2 separate regions of the Homo sapiens genome follow, and region 2 is linked to region 1. Evidence: read pairs that join two places in POLR2A ChIA-PET (ENCODE). Cell type or tissue: B cell. All regions are shown on one strand. Each heading gives the region's core, and the rest is flanking DNA. Links, peaks and the distances in the headings are about the cores only.

Region 1 (9,982 bases), core at 3,245-7,244:
GGGTGAGCGCGGGGGTCCCAGGGCGGAGGGGCGGGGGCGCGGGGGTCCAGGGGCGGCTCCAGGAGGGTGAGCGCGGGGGTCCCAGGGTGGCGGGGCCGGGGGCGGAGGGGGGGGTCCGGGAGGGTGAGTGCAGCCGGGGGCGCGGAGTCCCGGGAGCCACAGACCCAGCCCGGGGCAGTGCAGCCCGTCCAGGACCAGCACCCTCCGCAGCAAGACCCAGCGCTGTGGTCTCTGCACCCACTGGAGCGCAGGATTTTGGGGTCTCGGCTCCCGTCCTTTCTGGATGGCAGACTCGGATGTTTTCTCAGAGGGGTCCGCGGGGAGTGCCGGGTTCTCATACTGAAGTCTGCCTCCAGTCTGTTGCTTTTAAACTTACTCTTCTTGTAGCATCCCAGCTGCGGTGGGGACCCGGGGACCCATCTCTTCCTGGCACCCTGAGCTCTGGTGGGCACTGTACCCTCCTCTCCGTGAGGCCCCTCCCCAGGTGCAGATGTGGAGTCCTCTTTTCCTGGGGGCCAGTGGTCATTCAATAGAAAAGGAGGTGCTGTGTCCTTAGAAGAGTCAGGAGCCTGAGGCCCTGGGGTGCACAGGACCCCTGGCTGGGGCAGAGGGGTGCGGCCTCCTGGGGGCGGCACTGTGCCAAGGGCTCTGCCCCCTCCAGGGCTCCACAAGCAGTCACCTTGGCTCCTTCTAGGTGGGGCCTGAGACCCTTCAGGAGGGAGGGTCTGGCTGTGTCCGGGTCAGTGAGCCCTGTACTCCCTGACAGGACACAGCTACTGCCAAGGCCTCCACTTGGGCGTCAGGGTGGGGAGAGTCCCAACTCCTTGCTTGGTGGAGAGGCCTCTGCTTGGGCATCAGGATAGGCAGATCCCCAGCTCCTTGCCTGGTGGAGAGGCCGTGCTTCTGAGCTGGGCCTGGACCAGATGTCCTCTGGCCTCAGTCTCACCTGCTCCTTCTGTCGCAGGCTTCGAACCGTGGCCAACAGTTCCAGTGGACTGCGTGGACCCGTGAGCTCAGGAGCCTCAGACGCCTCCCTGGAGAGCCAAGCTGGTGTTCGAGGTGGCGCCTCCAGGGTCCACCCTGCTGCCCAACAGCCCCGCGGCCACCAGAGGGCCGTCCCTGGCCCGGCTGTGTGCCCTGGTGGACCTGTGTCTGGGCTGCTCCCGCTGCACCCAGCGGCTCAATGAAAGCACCTACGTCCTCCGTAGGGTGGAGCATGACTGCTCCCGCGAGATCCTGCTGGCCCGCTTTAAGCAGGCCACCAAGAGCAAGGTCTGGCGCGTGGTGGGCTGCCGGCCCACCTTCCCAAGGCCCCTGTGCTACCAAGTCTGCCACTACTACAGCCCTGGGCTCGGCTGCCGGCGCCACCGAAACCGGTGCACCTTTGCCCGCAGTCGCGAGGAGGCCCTGGTCTGGACCTTCGAGCGTCAGCACAACCTCCAGCGCCTATGGCTGAAGGCGGAGGTGCAGGGCAGCGGGGCCCAGGGAGGGGCAGGCCGGGCGGCCGACGCCATCCTTACGGAGTTTGGCGGCCGCTTCGAGCTGCTTTGCTCCCTCTGCTTCAGGCGCTGTCCCCCATGCATCTGTCGCGTGGACCCCCAGGGGCAGTGCCCTGAGCACGGAGCCTGCCCCTCCCTCCTGGCCCACGTGAGCGCCGAGGGCCGCCGCAAGCAACAGTTTGTGGTGGTGAGGCCGCGGCCCCGGGCCGGCCAGCCTCCTGCCTACTGCAGGTTTGTGGGGCGTGGGCAGCCGTGCTGGCGTGGGGAGTCCCGCTGCCAGTTTGCACACAGCGCCGTGGAGATGGCTGTGTGGGAGGCCGAGCAGCTGGGTGGCCTCCAGCGGGGGGACCTGCTCACACCCCCTGCCCCTGATGGCGACGGGCGCACGGCCCCCCTTGGCCAGCCCCCTGGGGCCCAGCTGTACTGCCCGGCCTGCTTGGTCACCTGCCACTCTCAGGAGGCCTTCGAGAACCACTGCGCATCCTCGGAGCACGCACAGATGGTGGCCTTCGACCAGGCCCTGCCCTGGGAGCACCGTTCCCCACCCCCGGGACTCTCCAAGTTCGAGCTCTGCCCAAAGTAAGGATACTCGAGGCAGGAGCTTGGAGTAGGGCAGGAGCCCACCATAGGCAGAACCAGAGGTTCCCAGGAGCTTGGAGTGGGGCAGGAGCCCACCACAGGCAGAGCCAGAGGCTCCCAGGAGCTTGGAGTAGGGCAGGAGCCCACCGTAGGCAGAGCCAGAGGCTCCCAGGAGCTTGGAGTAGCGCAGGAGCCCACCACAGGCAGAGCCAGAGGCTCCCAGGAGCTTGGAGCAGGGCAGGAGCCCACCGTAGGCAGAGCCAGAGGTTCCCAGGAGCTTGGAGTGGGGCAGGAGCCCACCGTAGGCAGAGCCAGAGGCTCCCAGGAGCTTGGAGCGGGGCAGGAGCCCACCACAGGCAGAGCCAGAGGCTCCCAGGAGCTTGGAGCGGGGCAGGAGCCCACCGTAGGCAGAGCCAGAGGTTCCCAGGAGCTTGGAGCGGGGCAGGAGCCCACTGTAGGCAGAGCCAGAGACTCCCAGGAGCTTGGAGCGGGGCAGGAGCCCACCACAGGCAGAGCCAGAGGCTCCCAGGAGCTTGGAGCAGGGCAGGAGCCCACCGTAGGCAGAGCCAGAGGTTCCCAGGAGCTTGGAGCAGGGCAGGAGCCCACCACAGGCAGAGCCAGAGGCTCCCAGGAGCTTGGAGCAGGGCAGGAGCCCACCGTAGGCAGAGCCAGAGGTTCCCAGGAGCTTGGAGCGGGGCAGGAGCCCACCGTAGGCAGAGCCAGAGGTTCCCAGGAGCTTGGAGCGGGGCAGGAGCCCACCACAGGCAGAGCCAGAGGCTCCCAGGAGCTTGGAGCGGGGCAGGAGCCCACCACAGGCAGAGCCAGAGGTTCCCAGGAGCTTGGAGCGGGGCAGGAGCCCACCACAGGCAGAGCCAGAGGCTCCCAGGAGCTTGGAGCGGGGCAGGAGCCCACCGTAGGCAGAGCCAGAGGTTCCCAGGAGCTTGGAGCGGGGCAGGAGCCCACCGTAGGCAGAGCCAGAGGCTCCCAGGTTCAGTGGACGGGGGCCTCCCTGCCACCTGCTGAGGGCTAAAGCCATGTGGCCTCTGAGGACCCGGATAAGGGAGGTTCATGTTTGGGAACTGCTTGAGCCAGGCCTTGTCCCGGGAGCACAGGAGTGGGTGGGACGAATAAAGCCCCTGCTCCCTACAGAGGCCAGTATTGGGCTGAGGGGTCCCGGCCTTTGAACTCAGCACGGCGGCTGTGCCTCTGTGTAGCCCTGCTGACCTCCCTGTCCCCCAGGCCTGACCTCTGTGAGTATGGGGACGCCTGCACCAAGGCACACTCAGCACAGGAGCTGCAGGAGTGGGTCCGGCGCACGCAGGCTGTGGAGCTGCGGGGGCAGGCGGCCTGGCAGGACGGGCTGGTGCCCTACCAGGAGCGGCTGCTGGCCGAGTACCAGCGCAGCAGCAGTGAGGTCCTTGTGGTAAGTGGGCCCTGGGAGTGGGTGGGGTGGGGTGGGGTCCAGGCCTCTTGCTGAAGGCTAGACTTCCACGCAGCTGGCAGAGACCCTTGATGGAGTGCGTGTCACCTGCAACCAGCCCCTGATGTACCAGGCCCAGGAGAGGAAGACCCAGTACAGCTGGACGTTTGCCGTCCACTCTGAGGTGAGCGGAGAACAGCTCCGACTGGGCGGAGGGAGCCCTGGGGAAGTGGTGACTTCAGCCCGGGCAGACGTCAACAGCCTGGGTCATGGAGCTAATACCGAGGCACTGCCGCTCAGCACCTGCGTGACCTGCAGCAGGTCCCTTAGCCTCTCTGCCTCAGTCTCCTCACCTAGAGACAGGGGGCCAGGACAGTCCCACCTTGGCAGGGTTATTCTATGGAGTATATGGGTTAAAACAAGGATTTGGCCAGGTGCGGTGGTTCACGCCTGTAATCCCAGCACTTTGGGAGACCGAGGCAGGTGGATCACCTGAGGTCGGGAGTTCGAGATCAGCCTGGCCAATAGGGTGAAACTCCGTCTCTACTGAAAAAAAAAAAAAAAAAAAAAAATTAGCCAGGCATGGTGGTGGGTGCCTGTGATCCCATCTACTCGGGAGGCTGAGGCAGGAAAATCACTTGAACCCAGGAGGCGGAGGTTGTAGTGAGTTGAGATCGCGCCATTGCACTCCAGCCTGGCGACAAGAGTGAAACTCCGTCTCAAAAACCAAAACAAAAACAAGGATTCACCAGGGTCTGGCACCTGGAGAGTGGGTGGTGAGGCCTCAAGCTGCCCACACTGCCCCACGGGACATCCACAGGGGCCCCAGGAGGGTTCAGCCACCCCCATGTAGCACAGGAAGAAACTGAGGATGGCAGAGGCCGGGTGGCCTGCTTGCGTTCTATCCAGGAAGTGGCAGGGCCAGGACCTGAACCCTGCACTTGGGCTACGCTGGCCAGGCTGCCTCTCGGGAGGGTTGGGGGGAGCCCTGGGCCCCCCTCACCGTCTGGCCTCCTCTCCAGGAGCCCCTGCTACACGTGGCCCTGCTGAAGCAGGAGCCAGGAGCCGACTTCTCTCTGGTGGCTCCCGGCCTCCCGCCAGGCCGGCTCTACGCACGGGGTGAGCGCTTCCGTGTGCCCAGCTCCACTGCCGACTTCCAGGTGGGAGTGCGTGTGCAGGCTGCCTCGTTCGGCACCTTTGAGCAATGGGTGGTCTTCGACTTTGGCCGCCGGCCGGTGCTGCTACAAAAGCTGGGGCTGCAGCTGGGCCAGGGGCGTCGCCCAGGACCCTGCAGGAATCTGGCGCTCGGCCACCCTGAGGAGATGGAGCGCTGGCACACTGGCAACCGCCACGTGGTGCCTGGCGTGGAGCGGACGGCCGAGCAGACGGCCCTGATGGCCAAGTACAAGGGCCCTGCCCTGGCCCTGGAGTTCAACCGCAGCAGCGTGGCCTCGGGCCCCATCTCACCAACCAACTATCGGCAGAGGATGCACCAGTTTCTCTATGAGGAGGAGGCGGCTCAGCAGCAGCTGGTGGCCAAGTGAGCTGGGGGCAACAGGAGCAGCTGGGGTAGCAGGAGCAGCTGGGGCAATGGGAGCGGCTGGGGCAACGGGAGCGGATGGGGGCGTGGACTTGGCAGCGGGGCTGGCAGCTGTGGCCCCATGAGCTGACCCAGGCCATCCTGCCAGGCTGACCCTGCGGGGCCAGGTGTTCCTGAAGACGGCATTGCAGACGCCAGCGCTGAACATGCTCTTCGCGCCTCCGGGAGCACTGTACGCAGAGGTCCCCGTCCCCTCCTCCCTGATGCCAGACACAGACCAGGGCTTCCTGCTGGGCCGGGCGGTCAGCACAGCCCTGGTGGCCCCTGTACCTGCACCCGACAATACGGTGTTCGAGGTGCGGCTGGAGAGGCGGGCCAGCTCAGAGCAGGCGCTGTGGCTGCTGCTTCCGGCCCGCTGCTGCTTGGCCCTGGGGCTGCAGCCTGAGGCCCGCCTGGTCCTGGAGGTGCAGTTCCAGATTGACCCGATGACCTTCCGCCTCTGGCACCAGGCAGTGGACACACTGCCTGAGGAGCAGCTGGTGGTGCCCGACTTGCCCACCTGCGCCCTGCCCAGACCTTGGTCTGTCCCACCCTTGCGGCGTGGCAACCGCAAGCAGGAGCTGGCCGTGGCGCTCATCGCGGGCTGGGGCCCTGGGGATGGGAGGCGTGTCCCCCCGCTACTCATCTATGGCCCCTTTGGCACCGGCAAGACCTACACGCTGGCCATGGCCTCCCTGGAGGTCATCCGGAGGCCTGAAACCAAGGTGCTCATCTGCACACACACCAACAGGTAAGCCCGAGCCTGGCCTGCCCCCACCTCACCTGACGCCCGGCCCAAGTCTACACCGGGCAGGCGGTCACCCCCTGGATGTGCTCCAGTCCTCTGATTCTGCACTCCCTGTAGCCGACCAGCTTTGGGCTTTGGCTTTATCAGGCCCAGCTCAGGGCACCGAGGGTGGCCGGGTCTGCTGTCAGGTGAGGAGCTGGGTGCCTCTGCCGGGGCCCTGGCCCAAGGAGAGTGTCACGGGGAAGGCTGCAGCATGGCCCACCCAGGACTTCTGGGGATGAGTCTTGTTTTTCGTTTTTATAGAAACACAGATCTTTGTCCTAACCACAAGGTTCCCCTTTGGTTTATGTGGTTTCCTCTGGTTCCTGCCACCACCACCTCCCCAGGCCGGGGCCTTCCCATCCCTGCCCAGTGGGGAGTGGGAGGAAGAGCCTGGGACAGTGGCCATACGTCCCGGGCTGATTTCTGGATTGGGGGTTCTGGGGACCAGGGAGGTGCAGGTGTCTGCAGTGTCAGAGGAGCCGCTGGGCTCGCCCAGGTGTTGCCTGAAGCCCTCCGTGGCCTCTTGCCCCTTGGACTCCTGACAGGAGGGACACCAGTGTTTGCTGCTCACCTCTGACAGCCAGACAAGGGCTGTGCTCAGGGGCAGCTCGGCTGGGCACACAGTAGGTGCTTTAGCGGACAGCACTGAGGCCCCCAGCAAGAAGCCCATGAGCTCCTCCCCCTCCCGCAGTGCCGCCGACATCTACATCCGGGAGTATTTCCACAGCCACGTCAGCGGCGGCCACCCCGAGGCCACTCCTCTCCGTGTGATGTACACGGACCGGCCGCTGAGCCAGACGGACCCAGTCACGCTGCAGTACTGTTGCCTGACCGACGACCGCCAGGCTTTCCGCCCGCCCACACGGGCAGAGCTGGCGCGGCACCGCGTGGTGGTCACCACCACCTCCCAGGCCCGTGAGCTCAGGGTGCCGGTCGGCTTCTTCTCCCACATTCTCATCGATGAGGCGGCCCAGATGCTGGAGTGCGAGGCCCTCACCCCGCTGGCCTATGCCTCGCACGGCACCCGCCTCGTGCTGGCGGGCGACCACATGCAGGTCACACCCCGGCTGTTCAGTGTGGCCAGGGCCCGGGCGGCCGAGCACACGCTGCTGCACCGCCTCTTCCTGTGCTACCAGCAGGAGACTCACGAGGTGGCGCGGCAGAGCCGCCTGGTCTTCCACGAGAACTACCGCTGCACGGACGCCATTGTCAGCTTCATCTCGCGGCACTTCTACGTGGCCAAGGGCAACCCCATCCACGCCAGGGGCAAGGTTCCGCCCCACCCCCGGCACTACCCGCTCATGTTCTGCCACGTGGCGGGCAGCCCAGACCGGGACATGTCCATGGCGTCCTGGCTGAATCTGGCTGAGATTGCGCAGGTCGTCGAGAAGGTGCAGGAGGCCTACAACACCTGGCCCAGCTGCTGGGGCGGCCGCGAGCAGAGGTGCATCTGTGTCGTTTCCCACGGTGCCCAGGTGAGCCCGGCCAGCCCGGGACAGCCCCCGACCGCACCCCTGCTGGGGGAGGGGGAGCTCTCCGGCTGATGGACGAGCCCCCGCCTCAGTTTCCCCATCTGTAAGAGGGGGCTGCAGTATTTGCCTCCCAGGGCTGAGGTGGGGCTCGGCCCCTGAGGTGTCTGGAGCTTGGTGGGGGTGCCGTCTCCTTGTCGGGGGTGGCCCAGTCCTCACTGCGTCCTGCGCTCATCCCCGAGCTTGGTGGGGGTGCCCTCTCCTTGTCGGGGGTGGCCCAGTCCTCACTGCGTCCTGCGCTCATCCCCGAGCTTGGTGGGGGTGCCCTCTCCTTGTCGGGGGTGGCCGAGTCCTCACTGCGTCCAGCACTCATCCCCGGCCCTGCTGCGTCTTCAGGTCAGTGCACTGAGGCAGGAGCTGAGGAGGCGGGACCTAGGCCAGGTGTCTGTCGGCAGTTTTGAGATCCTGCCAGGTGGGTGACCAGCGGGGCCAGGTGCTGCCAGCTGCCCCAGGATACCCCGGGTGGCTCGGCCCACTCCTCAGCCTGGCATCGGCAGGGGTGGGGCTGGTCCCACCGTCTTGCGCACCCAGCCTGACCTGACTGCGTGCCCCCTGCAGGGCGGCAGTTCCGGGTCGTGGTGCTCAGCACTGTGCACACCTGCCAGAGCCTGCTCAGCCCTGGGGCACTGGCCCCTGAGTTCTTCACCGACGCCCGCGTGCTCAACACCGTCCTGACCCGCGCCCAGTCCCAGCTGGTGGTAGTGGGGGACGCCGTGGCCCTCTGCTCCTTCGGGGCCTGCGGCAAGCTCTGGGAGAGCTTCATCCGTGAGTGCGTGGAGCGGCACAGTGTCTGCCCCGAGGGCCTGTCCATGGAGCAGGTCGAGCAGGGTGTGGCGCAGAGACGGCGCTGGCCTCCCCGAGGCACACAGGCTGGGGCAGCGGGGAACTGGGAGGCTGCCCCAGAGCCAGTAGGGGACCTGGCCGAGGAGCAGGCGGCTGTGGTGACGGCCATGGTGAAGGCAGAGCCGGGAGATGAGGCTCTGAGCCCAGCATCCCGTGACATCACGGCAACCACAGCGCAGACGGAGGCTGCGGCAGCACCAGCAGGAGACGCAGTGAAGGAAGACGTGGTGCCCGGGGCCTGTGCGGCAGGAGCGGCTGCTGCAGCGGGCGTGGAGTCCACGGAGGCTGAGGATGCAGAGGCTGACTTCTGGCCGTGGGACGGGGAGCTCAACGCTGACGACGCCATCCTACGGGAGCTTCTGGACGAGAGCCAGAAGGTGATGGTGACCGTCGGGGAGGACGGGCTGCTGGACACTGTCGCCAGGCCCGAGTCCCTGCAGCAGGCCCGGCTGTACGAGAACCTGCCCCCGGCTGCGCTACGGAAGCTGCTGCACGCGGAGCCCGAGCGGTACCGCCACTGCTCTTTCGTGCCAGAGACCTTCGAGCGGGCGTCAGCCATCCCGCTGGACGATGCCTCCTCGGGCCCCATCCAGGTCAGGGGCCGCCTGGACTGTGGGATGGCCTTCGCCGGGGATGAGGTGCTGGTGCAGCTCCTTTCGGGAGACAAGGCGCCCGAGGGGCGGCTTCGGGGCCGCGTGCTGGGCGTGCTGAAGAGGAAGAGGCACGAGCTGGCGTTTGTGTGCCGCATGGACACGTGGGACCCGCGCATCATGGTCCCCATCAATGGCTCCGTGACCAAGATCTTCGTGGCCGAGCTGAAGGACCCATCGCAGGTCCCCATCTACAGCCTCCGGAAGGGCCGGCTGCAGCGTGTGGGGCTTGAGAGGCTCACCGCCGAGGCCCGGCACAGCCGGCTCTTCTGGGTCCAAATTGTCCTGTGGCGGCAAGGCTTCTACTACCCGCTGGGCATCGTCCGGGAGGTGCTGCCTGAGGCCAGCACCTGGGAGCAGGGCCTCCGCATCCTCGGCCTGGAGTACAGCTTGAGGGTGCCCCCGTCGGACCAGGCCACCATCACCAAGGTGCTGCAGAAATACCACACGGAGCTTGGCCGGGTTGCCGGCCGCCGAGAGGACTGCCGCGCCTTCTTGACCTTCACTGTGGACCCCCAGGGCGCCTGCAACCTCGATGATGCCCTCAGTGTCCGAGACCTGGGTCCCAGGTGCGAGGTGGCTGTGCACATCACTGATGTGGCCAGCTTCGTGCCCAGGGACGGGGTGCTGGACGTGGAGGCGCGAAGGCAGGGCGCTGCGTTCTATGCCCCCGGCAGGGAGCCAGTGCCCATGCTGCCGGCCAGCCTCTGCCAGGACGTCCTCAGCCTCCTGCCTGGCCGGGACCGCCTGGCCATCTCCCTGTTCCTCACCATGGAGAAGGCCAGTGGCCAGCTGAAGAGCCTGCGCTTTGCACCCTCCGTGGTCCAGTCTGACCGCCAGCTGTCCTACGAGGAGGCGGAGGAGGTGATCAGGCAGCACCCGGGTGCCGGCCGTGAGCTGCCGGCCCGCCTGGACTCCGTGGACGCCTGCGTCGTGGCCGCGTGCTACTTCTCTCGGCTGCTGCGCCGGCACCGCCTGCGGTCCGACTGCTTCTATGAGCAGCCGGACGAGGACGGCACCCTGGGCTTCCGCGCGGCCCACATCATGGTGAAGGAGTACATGATTCAGTTTAATAGGCTCGTGGCTGAGTTCC
Region 2 (8,408 bases), core at 4,051-8,050, 510 kb before region 1:
GGCAGGCTCGGACTCCTGCAGCCCTCCGCCCCAGCTGGGCTCACCAACGTCTGAGCAGGAGACCCTAGACCCTCCTACCCGAGCTTCCTGAGCCTGCCTCCCAGCCTGGGACCCAGCCTGGGCACTGTAGGCACTGAGGGTGGGCAGAGCAGAGACCTCGTAAGGGAAGGACAAAGGAGCCCAACCTGATGTCCCCGGACCAGGAACCAGTGTCAGAGGCCAGGGCAGAGTGTGGGACACAAGCACCTCATCCCTGCTACTGCAGACACCTCTCCCTTCGCATGTCTGTCTTCCACCTGGGTCACCCCACAGCTTCCTCCCTACAGGCAGAGACAGGGAGGATGAGGGGTTGGGATGGGGAGGAGGAGGAAAGGGAAAGGAGTGGGGAGGAAGTATGGAGAGATCAAGAGAGAGGATGGGTAAGGAAGGATGGGAGAAGAGGGAGGAAAACACGCTGGGGATAGGAGGACAGGAAGAAAGGAGGGGGGACGAGGTCAGACCTAGCTCCCTGACCCCCACCTCTTTTGACCCCAAGCCTTCTCACCCAGCAATAGCAACCAGCCACCTGCACCCCCACCAAGGCAGCTCCCAGCTCTGCCTTGCCTGGCCTTTCAGGAGTCAATAGAGACCTCAACTCCCTCTGTGGGAGCCGTTCAGGGTCCAGCAGAAGGCCGTGGCCTCCCCAGTCCAGGTGTTCACAATCTCATAATGTGTTCCCTTGAACTTCTTGTGTGTTCTGTGTCATTCTGCCCTGACATGTTCATAACCATAGAACCCAGGACAGCTTCTCCCTCCCTTGTGCCTGCGGCAAACCCCCAGCACAGACCCTGGCATGCTGAACAGCCTAGGCCCCCTGCGCAGAACCTGCCCCCCACCCACATAGACCCCTAGCCCACGGTACAGACCTTGCCCCCTGCATTGACCCTGCGCACCTGCCTGCACACAACCTGTCCCCCCTGCAAAGATCCTGCCCCCTTGCAAAGACCCTGGCCACTCTGCACAGATCCTACCCCTTGCACAGATCCTGGCCACTCTGCACAGACCCTGGCCACTCTGCACAGACCCTGGCCACTCTGCACAGACCCTGCCCTCCCTGCACAGATCCTGCCCTCCCTGCACAGATCCTGGCCACTCTGCACAGATCCTGGCCACTCTGCACAGATCCTACCCTCCCTGCACAGATCCTGGCCACTCTGCACAGATCCTACCCCTTGCACAGATCCTGGCCACTCTGCACAGACCCTGGCCTCCCTGCACAGATCCTGGCCACTCTGCACAGATCCTGGCCTCCCTGCACAGATCCTGGCCACTCTGCACAGATCCTGGCCACTCTGCACAGATCCTACCCCTTGCACAGATCCTGGCCACACCTGCAAAGATCTAGTGCCCCCAAAACCTGGCACAGACCGTGCCCCCACCCCACATAGATGCTATCCCCGTGCGTAGATCTTGGTCCCTCTGTACAGATCCTGCCCTCCCTGGACGGGTCCTGTCCCCCGACTCCCTTGAACAGACACTGACTCCCAATGTAGATCCTACCCACTGCACAGATCCTGGCCCCACTGCAAAGATCCTGCACGCTGCACAGATCCTGTTACCCCCTAAAAGTCCTCCCCGCAGAGACTCCTGCCCCCATGCAGAGATCCTGGCCTCAATGCACAGATCCTGGCCCATGTGCAGATTCTGGCCCCTTGCATGGATCCTGCCCCACCCCAGCCAGCTCCAGTCCTACCTCCTCCAAGAAGCCTACCCCAGGACCCCCAGCCCTGGGAACCTTCCTAACTTGGCCATTATTCAGTAATACGGCTGCCAGGCTAGGCCTGTGAGCTCTGGTCTCAGCAGATATCCTCTGAGAGTGTGGTCAGCAGAGCCCCGCAGGAGGCAGGCACCTGGCCCCTCACAGGCGCAGTCTTAGAGTGAAAGACAGGCCTGGTCACCTGGCTAGGGGATTGGCCAGGTGTGACACTGACAGTGCTCCCTGGGGTTGGCAGGGGCCCAGCCCTGGACCCAGAAACGCTCCCACGGAGGAGAACTGGTGGTGCAGATGAAATGGCCCAGGTATCTCTAGACCCCTAATAGAGTCCTGCCCTCCCCCAACCTGCCAAGGGTGGGGTGGTCCCTCCAGAAGGGGGAAGGTAGAATCAGGGTCCTATATAGAACATATATGTTACACAAGAGATAGCAAGAGGCACATGTTATATGAGAGAGCAAGACAACCTCAAACACACATGTTCTGGGCAGGCGAAACAATATGCAAGGATACTAGGGATAGCCCAAGACACGAACGATGACACGCGAATGACAGCACAGAGCTTGTGTGCGAGGATACTAGGGATAGCCCAAGACACGAACGATGACACGCGAATGACAGCACAGAGCTTGTGTGCGAGGATACTAGGGATAGCCCAAGACACGAACGATGACACGCGAATGACAGCACAGAGCTTGTGTGCGAGGATACTAGGGATAGCCCAAGACACGAACGATGACACGCGAATGACAGCACAGAGCTTGTGTGCGAGGATACTAGGGATAGCCCAAGACACGAACGATGACACGCGAATGACAGCACAGAGCTTGTGTGCGAGGATACTAGGGATAGCCCAAGACACGAACGATGACACGCGAATGACAGCACAGAGCTTGTGTGCGAGGATACTAGGGATAGCCCAAGACACGAACGATGACACGCGAATGACAGCACAGAGCTTGTGTGCGAGGATACTAGGGATAGCCCAAGACACGAACGATGACACGCGAATGACAGCACAGAGCTTGTGTGCGAGGATACTAGGGATAGCCCAAGACACGAACGATGACACGCGAATGACAGCACAGAGCTTGTGTCCACAGATTAAAGCCTGACACAGGCTGCTCTTGGAGCTCCTGGGTATTTGGGCAGGCCTGGGTTCCGGGGTGAGATTCACACCCACTCAGCAGGCAAATACACACACCTCACTCTCATCCAGTGACTCAGAATCAGCAAACGCCAGACGGCAGCTGGAACACTGTCTTTTGTCCTCCCCACTCCCACCCCCAGGGCAGGCACAGTCTACCCTCCTCCTTCCACAGGCTCACCACCCTGGGCTGGCCAAGAACAGGAATCAAGGCAGAGGGTCTGGCAGCCCCTCACAGAGCAGCCATCCCCCAGGGAAGCCAGTCACCAGGCCGCACATTTGTGCTATTAAAAAAGTGAAAGAATTTTTAACAATTCTGAGTTTCATCAAAATAAATTACTTTGTCCTTGTGATTTTAACTTTACAAAATCTATATACAATGACAAAAAAAATTGAGTTGTAGCTTCTCAATATCATGTTAAATTTTGTAGTCATTAATAAAGCTTACTAATTTGACTTGAAGTTTCATCGTCAGGCCTTGGCAGCAATAAACATGCTTTTAGATCTCAGCATTTCCGTTAGCCCTTGAAAAACACGTGAATCCTGGGGACAGAAACAGATGGGAGGTGTCGGCCTGCTGGGTCCCTCACAGTTGCTGGACCCCAAACACACAGAGAACACCTCCCTTCTTGCAGAACTGCAAACGTGTGGAGAAACAGTAGGGGTGAGGAATGTGAGCCAGGTAGGCCCTGGGAGTACCTGCTGCAAATTATGGACTAGGGGGTGTCAAGGTTTTCCAGTCCTATAAAAAGAGGTTACAAGCCCCTTCTTGCAGAACAGAAGAATATTCCCCTACTCCCTGCGTGACTCCCCCACAAACGCCAAGAGCCAGAAAGTGCCCCACCCATGTGTCCCCCTGGCCTGGACCCAGGGAAGCTGAGAGGATGGCCCAGGTCCCTGTCTCAAAGGACTCACCCCTATGGGAGCACAAAGGCTGCCCAGAGAAAGCGGCTGCTGGGTGAGCATCCCTAAGCAGTCACTGCTGCTTCTGGAGACCAGGGACCTTCCTCAAGCCAAGCTGGTGCTGCAGCCCAGGCAGGACCCCAAAGGCACCTGCAGGAGGGGAGGGAACAGCACCAGGAAGGGCCTTCCTGGGGAGCAGCAAAAGCTTGAGGGCTGGAAGGATGGGCCTAGCTGTGGGATGGGGTGCCGGCTCTGGGACATAGGGCTGAATGTCAAAATTTACCCTCTTACTGAGAGGCCAGGGCAGTCTCCCAAAAACAATGGGAACACCCAACAGCCTCCTGCCAAAAGGCCAGAAGCTCAGCTAAGACCCTGCTCCTCAGCTGGGACAGCCCTACTCCCAAACTCACAGGTTCCAAACTCCCAGCAAGGTGTCCCAGCGGCAGGTCTGTGAATATAGAGAGAGTACAGACATCTCGTGGAAGTAATAGATACGTAACAGATTGGACTTTTTGCACTAATTTTTGCCTAATTTAAACTGTGGAATAAGCACGTGAATTAGGAAATTCTAGAACACACTTATGAGTGCCTGAAGAAATTATAAAATGATTAAGTAGTTAATTGAGAATTAGTTACAAAACAAAGGAATGCACAAATAGATTTCCAAAATCTAGTATCTAGGACCCAAGATCCCAAGACACAGTGTTCAGCAAAACCCAGCTCTAGTCCTGGGGACACCAGGACCCCTGAGACCCCAAACTTGCCCTAGAAGAGGTGAGGGGTCCTGAGTTCTGCCCCATTATCCCTTTCTGTGAACACCAGTGGCTGGGGCCAGAGCCCCCTGGCCATCAGAAGGGAATGGGCCTTAACCACAAAGGTCTCCTCATAGCCGAGGGCCCCACCCACAAAACTAACCCCAAAGACCCCTCAAGCCAGGAACCTGGGCCCACAACCCCTAGGATGGCGCGTCTGCGGCCGCCTGGAAAGGACGCTCACCCAAGCTGGAGAAGCCGGCTCTATGCCTCTATGCCCCAATGACCCCTATGAGGGGCGCGTCCACGCCCAGACTCTAACCCAGGGCCCTCCGGAGGGGACCCTGCCCCCCGCCACGACCCGCCCCACCTGGTCGAGGGAGGGGCAGGACTCCCGGTTGCTGGGCAACCGCGTCAACAAGCCCAAAGAGTCTGGGCTACGGCGGAGGTTCTTCCGACCAGAGAAGGCAGCAAGCAGGGGGTGTAGGGACCAAGAGGTGGGGGCTGGGCCTCGGCTGCAGGAGCTAAGGAGGGGCGGGGGCGTTAGCCGCCGCTGGGGCTGGCCGTGGCTCTGCCTCTGGCACAGCGAGCCCAGCCCTGGCTGGACAAGGTGGCAGCTGTAGGCTGGGGCCGGGAAGGGAGGAGCCAGCTGGGCTTTTGGACCCTCCCTCCTCTGTCACCTGCCCTCTAGGCTCTGCTCCCCACAACCATCTAGGCCTCGAAGGGCAAGAGCGAGCTGTCTGGTGGGAGACCCTGACTGTCGGGGACCGCAGACATAGGGGCACAACGAAGGTCCCCCAGGCGTCACCTAGAGCTCTCCATGTGGCAGGGCCTGAGATCAACCCAGTGGGGTCTCAGCATTTTCTCAATTCAAACAGAACAGTCCATCGGGTAGGAAAGATATTTCCTACAACTGAGTTGATCAGAAAGTCCTAGTTGACTGCAGGACTGAGCAGGATCAGCCGATGGCAGAGCTGCTGGGGACGTGCGCTTGGGAGAGGGAGAGCGCCTGGGCAAAGCTCAGAGGCTGGGGGTGCGGAACTCAAAACCGACTGCGGAGAGCCCAGCGGGCGGGAGCTGGGGCGCACGTTGGGGCCCTGCCGAGGGGCGGGCAGGGCCCGGTGCCAGCCCCGGCACCGACGGGACGCCCTCCTCCCTCCGCAGGGCGGGAGGATGCCGCCGCCAGCGAAGGAGGGCGGGCGCAAGGGCCCGCGGGAGCGAAGCGGGAAGAGCGCGCCAGGCACGGCGCAGGGTGAGGAGCGTGCCAAGGGGGCGCCCGCGACAGAGCCCCCCAAGCCGGGCTGGGCCCTGACGCCGCAGGGACTGGCGGCCATGCTCCCTGCGCAGCGCCACCGCCATCTGCTCTTCGGCGACCTGCTGGAGGACGTGGGCGCGGCGGCCTCCACCTTCCCGTGCGGGTCGGTGGAACCGGGGTACCGCATGCCCGACCCGCGCCCGTGGACGCAGTCGCTCGAGCTGCCCGCCGAGCGCCAGAACCGGCTCCTCGGCGTCCTCAAGGCAGCGGAGGCCCGCGGGCGAGTCCGCGCCCTGCGGCTGCGCTACACCCGCATGCGGGTGAGGCGAGGGGGTCGGAGGGCAGAGGGGGCGCACCGGGAGCGTTGAGCGGAGCCGGCCGGGGCGGGGCGGGGCGGGGCTCGGCGCGCGCTCAGCTACCCGGGCCCCGCAGGCCGAGGAGATCGCGCTGCTCATCCAGCGGCAGAAGTCCGCGCGCGCCGCCATCCGGCTGGAGCTGTTCCTGCCGCCGCAGCTGAAGCCCGCGCGGATCCCGGACCCCCTGGACCGCCAAGAGGTGCAGACAAGCCCCGGTAGGGGCGGGGAAAGGGGAGGGGCCCTGCCCGCCTCCGCACACGCCGGACCCCAGCCTCTCTCCCCGGCAGCGGAGGCGCGTGGAGACCATCCTGGAGGAGAACGTGGATGGCACCATCTTCCCGCGGTGACGGCGACTGAGAGTGTGCGACGCGCCCCAGCCTCCCACATAAAGTTATAATTCTCCGAAGGCTCGCTGGTCTTTTTGCTGCCACTCCCCAGGACCCCGAGGGAAGCGGGGAGTATGGACGCTGCCTCTCCCATGCACCTCACAGACATCAGGGTACAGAGAGTGGGGCCTCTCCCAAAAAAGTGGGGAGACGCAAGTGGGTGGGTGTGAAAGTAACAGGTCAGGGACACGCCTACCCCTAATCCCGATCTGCCCCCCACTGGCAACCTGGCGTTCTGTGGGTCTATGGGAGGCCCCCAGTCTTGGGGAGGACGGAGAAAGAGCCTGTTTCAGCAGAAGTCACCCCCAGATGTAAGGGTAGCCTCAGGCTGCAGTGGTCTCGAGTGCGAGTCATCCCACCAGGGGGCCAGGGAGAGGGCAGTGCTGTGGGCAGCGGAAGTGACCTAAGCTGGCCTTTGAAGAAGCAGCAGCTGTGCCCAAGAGGACCAAGAGACTGGGCAAGGGGAACCCCTGCGGCCCCCAGACAAAAATCCCACCCTCTGGCCTTCCTTTCCATCCTGAATAGCCTCCTGTGACCCCTTTAATGCCCCATGCCACACCCCCACACCCACCCCCCCACACACACACACCCCACACACACTCACGCATGCAGTACAAAAGGAAGCCACCCCTGTCCCATTCTGACAAACAGGCCCACGACCTACAAAATCCCTGGACTCTGAAAAGCCCCGAGGTTTCTGGGCAGACCTTACTTTTCTCCCCGACGTGAGCTCTTTGCAGACGCTGGGGCTTCCCTAGGCCCCCGCTTCCTTTTCCTCCCTCCCAGCCCCCTGCCCAGCAGGCTGCACAGAAGCGGGACCGCAGGAACTCAGACAAACCGCTCCTCCTGCTAGGGGGCTCCAGCTGACTGGAAGGAGGGGCAGAGGTCAGAACTGGGGTCCAGAAGGGATCCTGCTCCATGGCAGCCAGTGTTTCTCCCCAGCCCCGGCCAGGGGGTGGAGCCCTGCGCACTCGCCCCTCAGCCAGCCCTTCTCCCCGTGCACCGAGCACTTTACTCTTTCTGGGCTGTTGCTGCCCTTGGCCTTGACCCAAGCCCAGACTGTATACAGAGCTCAGAAGTCAGCTGACAAGGAGGGGACAGAGAGATGGCAGGAGGGGTTTCAGGAAGGGAAGGGTAGAGAGGAAGGAGGCCAGGGAGAAGGGGCTTGAGCAGGGGCAGACAGACAGGGAAGGGAGGCAGTCTGTCCAGGAGTGGCAGCCACTCACACCCTGATGTGCTTGTGACATGTGATGACAGCCAGCCCTGGTGTCGTCTGGCCAAACTCCCTGCAGCCTGGACCCCAGGATTCTGTGTCTTGGGGATTGACTGAGTGCCTAGAATGAGTTCATCTACTGGGAGAATCACATATTATTTCACCATTTCTCTGAGACTCCATTTCTTTATCTTTAAAATAAGGGTCTTGGTGCAGTACCCCACAGCAGCAAGTGCTCCAAAGGGGATGGGTCACTCTGCATCAGACAGGCAAGAGGGAAGAGGGGCAGAGACAGGCACAGCAGACCCAGCACCCAGAGAAGGCCAGCAAGACAGTGACCTCAGTGACTGCACCAGGGTCAGGCCGGCACTCGGGCCCTTTGATCCCCATGAAAAGGCGCAGGGGGTGCTGGATGTGCAAAGGAGGCTGGGGAATGGGGCCTGGAGGGACGCCTGCCTGTAGAAAGCTCTATGGGAAGGAAGGCATGTGGTCCAAAGCCCAATATATTGAGGGCTGTCAGGGCGCAGAGGGTCCTGGGTTCAAATCCCAGCTCCGCCATCAACTGCCCAGCTCACCTGGCCCCACCCATGGACTTCAGGATGCTGTGTGCCGAGAGGCAGAAGCCAGGGCGGTGGAGAGCAGGCCC

The links. Peaks named below come from ENCODE experiments on the same cell type or tissue, not always from the same donor. Only the 100,000 strongest peaks of a DNase experiment are listed, where the experiment ranks them.
Region 2: POLR2A ChIA-PET joins it to region 1 with 7 read pairs; 3 of 35 experiments call an interaction of 5 or more read pairs at or near these places.

What each region holds. Positions count from the first base shown.
Region 1 is chr20:63,564,204-63,574,185 of GRCh38, reverse strand. It overlaps HELZ2 (helicase with zinc finger 2), which reads left to right. Exons shown (of 20, transcript NM_001037335.2): 1 at 1-2; 2 at 965-2,078; 3 at 3,318-3,501; 4 at 3,575-3,682; 5 at 4,521-5,038; 6 at 5,187-5,828; 7 at 6,559-7,342; 8 at 7,733-7,808; 9 at 7,955-9,982. The coding sequence starts at 1,801. Among named protein-coding and RNA genes, the nearest start is that of HELZ2, 5.0 kb to the left of the region's middle. RefSeq lists silencers at 543-602, 2,613-2,969 and enhancers at 5,609-5,658, 5,679-5,768, 5,859-5,928, 6,339-6,408, 6,879-6,928 and 1 more. In B cell, for the core only: no CTCF peak of the experiment used is centred there; DNase peaks (open chromatin) are centred at 5,125 and 6,235; H3K4me3 peaks cover 2,146 bases; H3K27ac peaks cover 1,393 bases.
Region 2 is chr20:64,081,537-64,089,944 of GRCh38, reverse strand. The region is part of intron 1 of OPRL1 (opioid related nociceptin receptor 1); the gene reads right to left. It overlaps LKAAEAR1 (LKAAEAR motif containing 1), which reads left to right and starts at 5,547. Exons shown (of 3, transcript NM_001353425.2): 1 at 5,547-6,127; 2 at 6,240-6,362; 3 at 6,451-6,569. The coding sequence starts at 5,726. The coding sequence ends at 6,510. RefSeq lists silencers at 2,823-3,023, 6,135-6,214, 6,395-6,454. In B cell, for the core only: CTCF peaks have their summits at 6,141 and 6,345; DNase peaks (open chromatin) are centred at 5,024, 6,264, 7,254 and 7,584; H3K4me3 peaks cover 1,513 bases; H3K27me3 peaks cover 1,066 bases.